Linked DNA regions of Homo sapiens: regions 1, 2 and 4 are each linked to region 3. Evidence: chromatin contacts called from ENCODE Hi-C or POLR2A ChIA-PET data. All regions are on one chromosome and are shown on one strand. Each heading gives the region's core, a stretch centred on a gene start or an enhancer-like site at or near the end of the contact. The rest is flanking DNA. Distances are from core to core; before and after follow the strand shown. Region 1 holds the start of PDSS2 (decaprenyl diphosphate synthase subunit 2). Region 2 holds the start of SEC63 (SEC63 protein translocation regulator). Region 3 holds the start of CDC40 (cell division cycle 40). Region 4 holds the start of OSTM1 (osteoclastogenesis associated transmembrane protein 1).

Region 1 (2,937 bases), core at 212-2,711, 2.7 Mb after region 3:
GAAGCCGAAGTGGGCGGATCACTCGAGGTCAGGAGTTTGAGACCAGCCTGGTCAACATGGTGAAACCCAGTCTCTACTAAAAATACAAAAGTTAGCCGGGCGTGGTGGCAGGCGCCTGTAGTCCCAGCCACTTGGGAGGCTGAGGCACAAGAATTGCTTGAAACTGGGAGGCGGAGGTTGCAGTGAGCTGAAATCGCGCCGCTGTACTCCAGCTTGGGTGACAGAGCAAGACCCATCTCAAAAAATAAATAAAAAATAAAAATAAAATACCATGAATTTGGAAGGATTTTGAAAGTTTTAGAGAGTTTTATAAGCTATTTTTAAGAGTGTAAAAAATGGATAATATATCCTTTATTAAGAACGGTTAACACCTGTTTTAGGTGATAAGAAAGGAGGTAAGATCTTAGGCACATTTGAAAAAAAAATAGGTAGCATTACTTAAAAGATAATCATATTGACTGTTTCCTCTCAGCAATAAGGAGAAAAGAGTGGATGGGAGCCTATTATTTAGACGGTGTAATCTTTCGGTTAGAATACGGATTCTGAAACCAGATTGTCTGGGCTCACATCCCTGTCTAGTGTGGTCTTAGGGAACTTACGCGACTCGACTGCACCTTAGTTTCCTCATACAAAACACGGAGAATACTAATATTATCTACTTAATGAGGTTGTTCTGAGGATTAAATAAAGTAATACATGAACTAGTACGTGAAAAGCACTCCGGTCAGCGATAGTCTTCAATCCTGGAGTTGAGCTCCAGGCTAGGCATAAAGAGGAAGATAAGAGGCAGGGAGTAGGCAACGTTTCATTCTTCCTCTCCGCACCCGCGGGAAGGAGGCACCGCTGTTTCTCCCAAGGCTCAGCGAGGAGGCCGGTAATTCGAAGTTGGATCCGAGGACTTTCCTTGGGACCCCTTTCCGCCGCACCACGCTGCCTTATGTCTGGTTGGGCCCTGAGGACACGAGGGCTCAGCCCCACGCCCCGACTAGGCGTTCCACCACTGAGACGTGGCCCCAGCTCCAGGAGGCATGCAGCCCGAGAGGCCGCCTTCACGCCCGGCCACGGCCACTGCCACTGCCAGGGGCTGGTGGCGATAGCGACAAAAAGCTTCCGGGAGGAACTGGTGCCTCCGCCCGACGCCCTTCCTTGCGGGCAAGCCGGGGGCTGACCGTTGTTCGTGACACCAATACTTATGCATGCCACTCAGTGCTGGGCGCCGGGGACTCTAATGAATCCAGACTCGGCCCAGATACCGTGTGCAGAGGGACCACTCGCCGCCCACAACTGATCCCTGTCACTGACGACCTTTGCTGGCCCAGAGCGGCGGGGTGGGAGGAGCTGAACCTCCCAACCCGGGTTCACCTCCAAAGCACCGCCCCTGCGGGGGCGTTCTCGGGTACGCCGTAAAGTAGAGAGTATACTTAACAACCCGCCTCTGTCTTTACGGCAGGCCGCATTCCATGCCTCCAATATGGCGTCCTCCACATAGGCAGTGGCTGTGGTTTCTACCCCGGGTGGCCGGGGGCAGTGCTGAGCTGGGACTGTTGTTTGCCCAGCCTGGGCTGCAGAAAGCAGCAGTTAAAGTTCGTTTCTGGTCACTGCTCCAGGAAGCCACCTTACTCTGAGGGTCAAGAATTGCCGCTTCCTTTTAGTTACTGTAAGTTCCTCCTCTGCCCCTGGTTTGTTTCCCGCGGCACTTCTGGATACCCCCAGGTCCCAGACCCTTCCAGACTCAAACCATGAACTTTCGGCAGCTGCTGTTGCACTTGCCACGTTATCTTGGAGCCTCGGGTTCCCCGCGTCGCCTGTGGTGGTCCCCGTCCCTCGACACCATCTCCTCGGTGGGCTCTTGGCGTGGTCGGTCCTCCAAGTCCCCGGCCCACTGGAATCAGGTAGTGTCAGAGGCGGAGAAGATCGTGGGGTACCCCACGTCCTTCATGAGCCTTCGCTGCCTGCTGAGCGACGAGCTCAGCAACATCGCTATGCAGGTGCGGAAGCTGGTGGGCACTCAGCACCCTCTGCTTACCACAGCCAGGTGAGCTACCCCTCTCCCGCTGACACACTCGCACTCATTGGAATACTTTTTTTTCTGGCGGGCATACGCATTCTAGCTCTCTCAGACTGGCTCCTGATTTATCTCTTTTTAGTCCTTCCTTTTTACTCACTCCTCCTAGACATTCCGTGTTGTCTCTTCTCTAGTCCACTTAACGTTCTTGCTCAGCTGAGTGCATAAGTGGTTTTCTTTGAAACACTTGTATGCTTTCCTCGATTTTGCTTCTTAATTGTTGAGGATGAAGATGCCTCAGTGATTTGTGGAGAAATCGAGCGGAGATGTAGGTTTATTGAGTCACTTCCTAGAAATTTTTTTTTTTTTTAATGGGATAGATTAATTTTCTGTCCCGCACTGTTCAGGGGGTCACCTCCAGAAAGTAGGCAAGGAGAGAGAGAGAGGCTGAAGGTAGATAATTCTTTCCAACGAATGTCTTGGGGTTGAAGTAGGAATTTATCCCGTTAGTAGTCATTATCTTCTTGGGATGTTTATCACTTATGCTGTACTACTGCTGTGAAACCTGCCTTTAGGATTTATAAAAGTTTTTTTTTTTTTTTTTTTTGAGACGGAGTCTCGCTTTGTCGCCCAGGCGGGAGTAGCTGGGACTACAGGTGCCCGCCACCACGTCCGGCTAATTTTGTTTTTGTATTTTTAGTAGATACGGGGTTTCACCGTGTTAGCCAGGATCGTCTCAATCTCCTGACCTCGTGATCCACCCGCCTCGGCCTCCCAAAGTGCTGGGATTACAGGCGTGAGCCACCGTGCCCGGCCAAAAGTTTTTTTTTTTTCTTCCACTTAAACCCCACACCTGAATTGTAATTAGTTTAAACATACAGCGAAGTTACAAAAATAATATAGTTCAAAGAACACACTTGCATACTCTTTAA
Region 2 (2,850 bases), core at 189-2,688, 2.2 Mb after region 3:
AGATCTGGGCAGAAGTCCAGTTTCCAGCTCAGCGGACACCAGCCTCTAGGGTCCCACAGCCAGGGGAAGGAGAGGCTCCCGAGAGCGACTGCTCCCGCCACCGTCCATCCCTGAAATGCAGTTTCCTGTTCACAACCCGCAGGGAGAATGCCAGTCACTGTCAGGAAATTTTAAGGTCCTGGGCGATGGAGGGTCAAGGGCACACTGGCTTTGTGGCATCAAAATGATATGGGTTTGAATCCTCAGACATTCTTTTACTGTGAGGGACCTTGGGCAGTCTCTCTGGGCCTCAATTTTCTCATTTGTAGAGCAGACATACTTTGCTTTATTCCATGGGGTTTACTGATGACTAAATGACACAAAACAATAAAGGTCTCAGCCTACCGCCTGAAGCTGGTGGTTATAATTAGCAGCTCTGGAATGGGTAGGGAACCATCTGTAACGGCTTGGGGAAATCTTCATCTGCAAGATGGGCACAGCGTAGATTCAAATCTGTCGCCCAGTGGAGAGCGATCCGGTCTCACTGCAACCTCCGCCTCCCGGGTTCAAGCGATTCTCCTGCCTCAGCCTCCTGAGTAGCTGGGATTACAGGCGCGTGCCACCACAGCCGGCTAGTTTTTGTATTTTTAGTAGAGACGCGGTTTCACCATGTTGGTTAGGCTGGTCTGGAACTCCTGACCTCATGATCCACCCGGTCTCCCAAAGTACTGGGATTACAGGCATGAGCCACTGCGCCCGGCCAGATAGTAAACATTGCTTTGAAAACACAACTGCAACCCACACCTCCCGCAACCCACACCTCCCCATCCCCCAATTTTTTTTTTTTTTGAGATGGAGGCGCGCGCCACCACGTCCGGCTAATTTTTGTATTTTTAGTAGAGAGTGGGTTTCACCATGTTGGTCAGGCTGGTCTCGAACTCCTGATCTCATGATCCGTCCGCCTCGGCCTCTCAAAGTGCTGGGATTACAGGCGTGAGCCACTGTGCCCGGCCTCCCACCCCCTATTCTAAATGACACTTGTTTCCAAAATATGGGGGCTGGAGGAGCAGATCCAGAACCCAAGGAAACGTGATCAACCAGGGCAATTAATCCAGAGGGCAGGACAGGCTGAGCCTCAGCTCTTCTCTGAATATCTGGGACCCCTGCGCAGCCAGGTGAACCGCCCGCGACCGCTGCTCCGGCGGGAAGCCTTCTCTGGGATCCTGTACGCCGACGCCCGGAATCCGGCGTGGTGCGCTGGGAAACTGAGCGGTGGAGGAAGGCGGAGCGGTTAGGGGCGGGACCCTAGGGGAGGGGTTGGGGGAGGGCTTTGACGTTAGGGCGGGGCTAAGGGCGAGACCTCGCCGAGTTCCACCGTTGCGCTCGCCACGTCTCCCTTAGCGAGCTCGCTGGGGACACGCAGGGGGAGGGAAAACTGAGCGGGGCGGGAACTATCTCCTCTCGCGAGAGCTGGCGACGGCGGCGGCAGCGGCAGAGGTGGCGGCGGCGTGTCCGTGAGAGTGGCGTGGGGGCGGGGAGGAGAGGCGGCGGCGGCAGTGTCCAAGCTACGCCACTCGGGCCGGGGCGTTGGGAGCGGGAGTGCAGAGCGTGGTCGTGGCGGCGGCGGTGAGAAGAGCGAGGCGGAGGAGGGGGTGCCATGGCCGGGCAGCAGTTCCAGTACGATGACAGTGGGAACACCTTCTTCTACTTCCTCACCTCCTTCGTGGGGCTCATCGTGATCCCGGCGACATACTACCTCTGGCCCCGAGATCAGAATGCCGGTGAGTCCCGCCGGCCTTTGCCCGCGAACCCGCGCAGGCCCCGCCAGCGCCCCCAGGCCCTGCGGCGCCCGCTTGCCCGGCCCCAGCCCGCGGCGTCCGGGATGACAGGGACGGTGCGGCCCGGCCTGTGTCCAGCGTCCGCCACTGGCGGGGCCCGGGTCAGCAGCGTTTCCCTCGGCGCTTCTCCACCTCCCTTCATTGTCCTCAGGAGTTTCGCTCGCTCCATCTTCTCCATTGTTGTGGACGCTCCTTGCAGCCTCCTCCTGCCTCTTTGTCTTCTCTGCCTTTGCTTTTATTGGGGATTTTTCTTTATGGAGGAAGCGGGATGGGGACTTGGGAGGTGAGCAAAGAGTTGGCCAAGAAGAGACTGAACGTGCGGGCACAACTCTCAGTCCGTCCAGTTCGCGGCCCTCATCCCCCGACTCCGGTTTCCCTGTTGCAGCTGCTCTTAACAGATGTTTTAGGGCATCTCTGAGCCGGGTGGCATGCTTAGGACTCCAATTGAGCTTTCCACCGCCTACCCCCGTCACTTCCTCCCGTTGCTTTTTCATTTGTTCACTCACTGTGGGGGTTGGAAGCAATGCCGTTATTCCTCTTAGCAAAAATAGGCTTTTTTCTATTTCCTTTTCTTCGGAGTTTCCTGTTTGTGACGGAAAAAGTGCAAGTATGAAGGATTAAGTCTCGTTTAATTAATCTTGTAGGGAATTTTGAGGTAGTGGGTCGATTTACTTTTGGTTCTAAGTCTTTTCACATTAAACAACATCGAATTAAAGCACAGAATAACAGATTCTTTTCATATTTCACTTGATGTTTGGGTAATGTTTGCATCCATTTGTTGCACTCTACTAGGACATATGGCAGATGGTATTCTTAAAGCTGATGTAACTGCGAGGGCCTAATGGGTTATTTATGGTAGTGTTAACAGTAAGGAGTGGGTTTTGAGTATTAACAACTTAGGGAAAGCTTTCTATTGCACAAGAGCTGTGCTAACTTGCTTAAATATCTTCTCTTCAATTGGGTGTGCTGGAGGTCTAGGTTGTCCAGGTTATATACTCTACTTGGAGAAGTTGTTAACAGTGAAGCCTTGAAT
Region 3 (2,703 bases), core at 72-2,571:
ACTGCATTGGGTTGAGGAGAAAATGAGACGAAGACAAAAAGAGAGCTCCAAAAAGCTGAGCTGTGAAAGGAGAAGACTCAGGAGGTTACTGGAGGGGCTTAAGTTTGGAAAGTTTTGTTTTGATAGGAAGTTAGGAGGATTCTAAGCATTCTTTCATGACAGATGTCCATTTTTAAAAAGTAAAATTCACATACAGCTTGTTAAAAACCTGTAAAACACTTCTTAAGTCATTAAACTAGACTTGGGGACATGATACAAAGGAATTTTTGGACACCGCCTCCCCTCTTCACATCTTGAGCTGATCACCTACCTCGGGCTCTACTGGGCCTACACTACCAATTGGTAGATGCTCTCATCAGGCTCCAGACACATCAGCTTTTCCTCAGTTCTTCAAACCCACTAGGCTCTTTGCGTTCTCAGGCTTGCCTGTCACCTCTGCCTGGAAACTCTTGCCTTATTAATCAGCTTCCTCCATTGAGATCATGCAGCTGTTTCTCAAATCCAAGGCCTTTTTCTCACTGTATTAACACACACAATCATAAAACATTTACTGCACTCTCACTAGTTGGCTCTGTGCTATATGCTTTATTTGTGTAATTTCACTCAATTTTCACACTCATCTTTTCATGTAGACAGATGTTTTGAAAATGATCTCCACTGTACAGGTGAGGAAAGAAAGGAGGCTGCATAACTTGTCCAAGTTCACACAAGTGGTGGTGCCAGGATTAGAACCTAGTTCTTCAAAAATAAGACAAATCGAGGCCACTGCTCACACAATACTCTAGTTTGGGAAGTCCTGATCTAATTTCACTTATGTTCCGAGATTACACCTGCACTTTCCAGGCTATGTCCCTAATCCACAAATTCAAATTTCATCCCCTCCTTCCACTTGCTTTCTGATGGCGGGAGGCAAGGGCAGAGAGCATCGGAGGGCTATTCCGAACTTCCAATTCTGCCTCTCCCGAGGATGCATGTGGGAAGGAGAAGAAATTCAAACGTTAGCAACTTATCTCTGAGCACTGAGAAAGAGGTAACCCGGTACCTAACAAGCGGCTGGCAGTTCTGGAGCTGAAGCCAACAATTCCCACACTGCATTAGTAGCAAAAGTGCTTACCTTAACTGCCACCTCCGGAGCCGAGTCCACTGCCACTGCTAGAGACGGCTTTGATGAAGGCGATTTAGTCAAGTGCATGAGGGAGTCGGCGGCTGGCAGCGGACACCGACTGCTCTCACTGTCCGAGTCCGATTCGGACCCTGAACCCGAACCATAGGAAGCGGCCAGAGCTGCAATCGCAGCCGACATGACGGCAACAAATCTTCTGCGGAGACCCTGCCAGGGCGGAAGAAGAAGAGGCTCCCAGGTCCTGACAGATTGCAATGGAACACATCATTAACTTTCTTTGCTAAGAAATAATGTCTTACATTTTGAAACAATAAGCTAATTATTATTAGAATAACTACTGTCGAGCTGAGAGCTTAAAAAAGTTTATCTAGGGAAAAAGGGAGAATTATAATAGTTTATAACATTTAGGACCTAGTTGACTAAAGAATATGAGTTCCAAAATACCTTGAGGCCTCGCGGTCCTGCACTCCCAGCGTGCAGCGCGGCAGGAAGCGCGAGAGGGCACAATGGGAAGTGTAGTTTGCAACGAGGGGGCGGAACGGGGGCGTGTCCCCCTTTGACCCCGCCCCCGAATGGATGTTCCATTCAATTGGCTATCATCTTCCCTCATTCCCTAGCCAAGCAGTGTTCTCTTCGTCCCCCTCCCCCAAACTGAGGATTGGGCAATACCACAGAACCTCAGGAAAGGGGGGAAGAGCGAGCTTCGGCCCCACTAATGGGGGAGTGGGCGGAGGCTGGATTTCCCACCTCGGCTGCACCTGGGCACTGGAGGCTGAAGAGGAAAGTGAGAATCTGAAGTTTTGAGACCTCTGACTGGCCAGGAATAGCTCCTGGGGCGGGGGGCAAGGATGGGACCATAGGCGGAAAGAGTCTCGCGGTCCCCCCTGCTTCTGGCGCGGGTCCCTGCGCCCGGTTGTGGAGCGTCTCGCGCGGGGAGGGGGCGGGGGGAACGGCAGCTCGCGGTGTTGTTCACTCGCGCGTCGAGCACACGGTGGGTCCGGCGGCGGGTTGGCGCCCCAGGCGGCGTTCCCTGTGGCCTGGCGCCTGGGCCGCTGCCCTGAGCGGGTTCCGCCCCAGAGCCCGACCCTCCTGGGGGCTCTAGGCGGAGTCCCGCGAGCCGAGGGGGACCGGCGACCGCTGCCGAAGCATGAAGAAGGGGTAAGGCGTGAGCCCCCAAGATTTCACGGTGAGCGCGAGTCCCTGAGGAATTGCTTTTTTCGGGGAGGGGGTGTTGGGAGAGGAACTCTTCCTTACTGGCCGGAGCAGACCGAGTGGTGTGTGGCCCGCAAAGGTGACGGGGATGGATGGGCGCGCCTTCCCCGCCCCGGCCCCCACCCCCATCCGCGGGTTTTCCGAGCGCCCACCGCCCACCCGCCAGCGGGGCTGGGTGCCGAGGGAGACGGCGGCGGGCGCGCCTGGGGCTTGGCTGCAGGGACCGCCCCGGGGCTGCTCTCGCTGGAGAGACTGTGGGTGTCACCTGAGGTGCCACCGCCCGGGCTTCCCTGCCCACCCGCGCCCGCGGTCCGCCCCGTGCCTCTTTCCGGGGGAGGCGGTAGCCCCGGGCGACAGAGAATCCCCTG
Region 4 (2,700 bases), core at 10-2,509, 2.1 Mb after region 3:
GGTCAGATACTTGTCAGAAAACTGTTTTCCAGGTTATGAGCTTAAATTCTTTTTACAGACTGGCAACGGTATCAGGACGCTTTTTAGAGTGTCCCCTGCTATTGCCTCGGGCATGTCAGAAACTGGATAGGAGTTTCAAGTTGAGCAGTTTGTCCAGGATTTCCTGGGCTTTAGCACTGAACGCGCTGCGTCCCTGGTACCCCTTCAGTTCCAAGCAAACCTGCTTGTTGGCCACTGTAGGACCAGACTTACGTCAAGTACAGTTGCCACTACACAGATGTGGCTACTTACATTTAAGTTAAATACTTTTTACTTTTGAGATGGAGTCTCACTTTGTCGTGCAGGCTGGGGTACAGTGGCGCGATCTCGGCTCACTGCAGCCTCGACCTCCTGGCTCAAGCCATCCTCCCCGCTCAACCTAGGACTACAGGCTTGCGCCACCACGCCCAGCGGCTAATTTTTGTATTTTTAGTAGATACGGGGTTTCGCCATGTTGGCGAGGCTGGTCTCCAACTCCTGGCTTCAAGCGATCTGCCTGCCTCGGCCTCCCAAAGTGCTGGGATTACAGGCGTGAGCCACCGCGCCGGCCCTAAATTAAATTAAAAATTCAGTTCCTCAGCCGGCTCAACACCACACATGTGGCCAGTGGCTGCCTTAATAACGCAGATGTAGAATATTTCCCTCATCTCACAGAGTTCTGACAACGCTGAGGCAGACAGTTGAGAGTTTTTTTAAAAACAAAAACAAAAAGCTTGGAAACCGCTAGTCTCCACCACCTATAATAACCAACGGGCATTATTACTCTCTCCAAATGGGATGAGGAAAAAACTACGCTAAGGAACACCATGCAGAAAATCTGCCGAGGCACAGGCCAGCGGGGTTTCTCTGCGAACGCAGCCGACGGCCATTTCCACAGCGGAGGCCGTCGTCGGTCCAGCGAGGTAAGAAACTTGTAGGACGCCCGGAACTCCCAGAGGGTTGGGCGTTCAAGGGTCAGGACCCCCGAGATGCAATTGTCCAAAGCGGTGGGTGCTCGTGGTCACCGGCTGGCGAGCCTCGGCTACGGATACCCCAATGCACCACTCCGCCCCGCCCCGCGCCTAACGCCGGCTGGAGAGCGCGCGGCCGCAGGGTAGGCGCCCTCCCGCACGCGCGAAGGCCTGCGGCCCGGAGGCAGCCGGCAGCCAATGGGGCGGGGCGCCGCGCGCAGGGGGCGGGGCCGTGACGCGCCCTCCTCGTGACCCGGCTCTCGGCCTGCGCTCGCGGAAACCGGAAGCGGCGGCTGTCCGCGGTGCCGGCTGGGGGCGGAGAGGCGGCGGTGGGCTCCCTGGGGTGTGTGAGCCCGGTGATGGAGCCGGGCCCGACAGCCGCGCAGCGGAGGTGTTCGTTGCCGCCGTGGCTGCCGCTGGGGCTGCTGCTGTGGTCGGGGCTGGCCCTGGGCGCGCTCCCCTTCGGCAGCAGTCCGCACAGGGTCTTCCACGACCTCCTGTCGGAGCAGCAGTTGCTGGAGGTGGAGGACTTGTCCCTGTCCCTCCTGCAGGGTGGAGGGCTGGGGCCTCTGTCGCTGCCCCCGGACCTGCCGGATCTGGATCCTGAGTGCCGGGAGCTCCTGCTGGACTTCGCCAACAGCAGCGCAGAGCTGACAGGGTGTCTGGTGCGCAGCGCCCGGCCCGTGCGCCTCTGTCAGACCTGCTACCCCCTCTTCCAACAGGTCGTCAGCAAGATGGACAACATCAGCCGAGCCGCGGGGGTGGGTACAGGACCACGTCCGGGACTGTGGCTCAGGAGAGTTGGGAAAGGAGGAGGGTGTAATGATGGTCAGCGCTGGGGGCCTCAGTTTCCCCAACAGTAAGAAAAAGGGGTTGGACTGAGTCTGTAGAGTTGGGTCATCAGAAAAAGGGGGTGGCATTATGGGGCTTGGGATTTGGGTTTTTGCTTCCAAGAATGCTGTTGGACATCTTTGGTTCATATAGGTGTGATTGGTTTTCTTGGGGGTCCTGATTCCCCAACCCTCTTGCTCTTCCTCCACCCACTCCACCACGGCTTCTTCTCATCTTCACCTGGAGTTGCCAGGAAGGATCCTTTTCTGAAACAAGTGGGGTGGAGACACTGGTAGTGGTTAGAAATTTGAGCTTTGTAGCCAGAAATGTTCATGTCCACCAACTTCTAACTATGTAACCTTGGATTAATTATCTTCTCAGAACCTTAGTTTCCTCCTCTATAAAGTGGAAAGAACATCTGCCTAATGCGGCTGTTGGAAGAATTAAAAGAGATATTGCCTGTGACTTCATCTTAGTGATGTGAACAGTCTGGAGCTAGCTAGCGGCCAGGACTCCAGTTCCACTCTGCTTATTAGCGGTATACTATGGGCAAGTTACTTACATTCTCTGTGCCTGTTTACTAATCTGTAAAATGGGGATAAAAGGAGGTTTTAGAAAACAACACATAGTAATACCTCTAAGTAAATGGGAGGTAAATTTTTAAGAAATTGTAAGACTGCTCTTCATTCTTCATACCTTAAGGGTTCTCTAGGTGTGTGGTAGCTGCTGTGAGGCACTTAATTTTAAAAAGAAAAACAGACAATTCCTGCTCCTAAGTACTTTATAAAGTTTAGACTAGGAAAAGATTAGAGTGTCAGGGTTGGTGGGAGTCACGAGGTGTGGGCCGGATATGCTTGGTAAAGGAAAAACATGAGGAATA

Evidence for each region. A loop is a pair of places that touch in the nucleus more often than their neighbours do. ChIA-PET counts read pairs that join two places held with the same protein, here RNA polymerase II (POLR2A). Pooled maps may share reads with other maps.
Region 1: a map of CD4-positive, alpha-beta T cell shows a loop between it and region 3 (6-fold over the local background). The contact joins the promoter of PDSS2 here to the promoter of CDC40 in region 3. A Hi-C loop is called at or near these places in 2 of 168 maps with a recorded cell type or tissue (CD4-positive, alpha-beta T cell and naive thymus-derived CD4-positive, alpha-beta T cell) and 11 of 50 pooled maps. POLR2A ChIA-PET finds 5 or more read pairs at or near these places in 1 of 52 experiments (CD4-positive, alpha-beta memory T cell).
Region 2: a loop to region 3 is called in a map of CD8-positive, alpha-beta T cell, with 9 times the contacts of the local background. The contact joins the promoter of SEC63 here to the promoter of CDC40 in region 3. A Hi-C loop is called at or near these places in 3 of 168 maps with a recorded cell type or tissue (B cell, CD8-positive, alpha-beta T cell and heart right ventricle), 1 of 37 single-sample maps with no recorded cell type and 13 of 50 pooled maps.
Region 4: a loop to region 3 is called in a map of CD8-positive, alpha-beta T cell, with 15 times the contacts of the local background. The contact joins the promoter of OSTM1 here to the promoter of CDC40 in region 3. A Hi-C loop is called at or near these places in 3 of 168 maps with a recorded cell type or tissue (CD4-positive, alpha-beta T cell, CD8-positive, alpha-beta T cell and naive thymus-derived CD4-positive, alpha-beta T cell), 1 of 37 single-sample maps with no recorded cell type and 13 of 50 pooled maps.

The regions. Positions count from the first base shown.
Region 1 is chr6:107,458,088-107,461,024 of GRCh38, reverse strand. It overlaps PDSS2 (decaprenyl diphosphate synthase subunit 2), which reads left to right and starts at 1,461. Exons shown (of 8, transcript NM_020381.4): 1 at 1,461-2,035. The coding sequence starts at 1,740. RefSeq lists enhancers at 499-1,420, 1,141-1,590.
Region 2 is chr6:107,956,796-107,959,645 of GRCh38, reverse strand. It overlaps SEC63 (SEC63 protein translocation regulator), which reads left to right and starts at 1,438. Exons shown (of 21, transcript NM_007214.5): 1 at 1,438-1,760. The coding sequence starts at 1,637. RefSeq lists enhancers at 195-795, 1,398-1,999 and a silencer at 1,236-1,775.
Region 3 is chr6:110,179,045-110,181,747 of GRCh38, reverse strand. It overlaps CDC40 (cell division cycle 40), which reads right to left and starts at 1,321. Exons shown (of 15, transcript NM_015891.3): 1 at 1,115-1,321. The coding sequence starts at 1,303. It overlaps WASF1 (WASP family member 1), which reads left to right and starts at 2,078. Exons shown (of 11, transcript NM_003931.3): 1 at 2,078-2,309. RefSeq lists silencers at 2,049-2,158, 2,399-2,703.
Region 4 is chr6:108,073,300-108,075,999 of GRCh38, reverse strand. It overlaps OSTM1 (osteoclastogenesis associated transmembrane protein 1), which reads left to right and starts at 1,259. Exons shown (of 6, transcript NM_014028.4): 1 at 1,259-1,750. The coding sequence starts at 1,349. RefSeq lists a silencer at 1,049-1,488.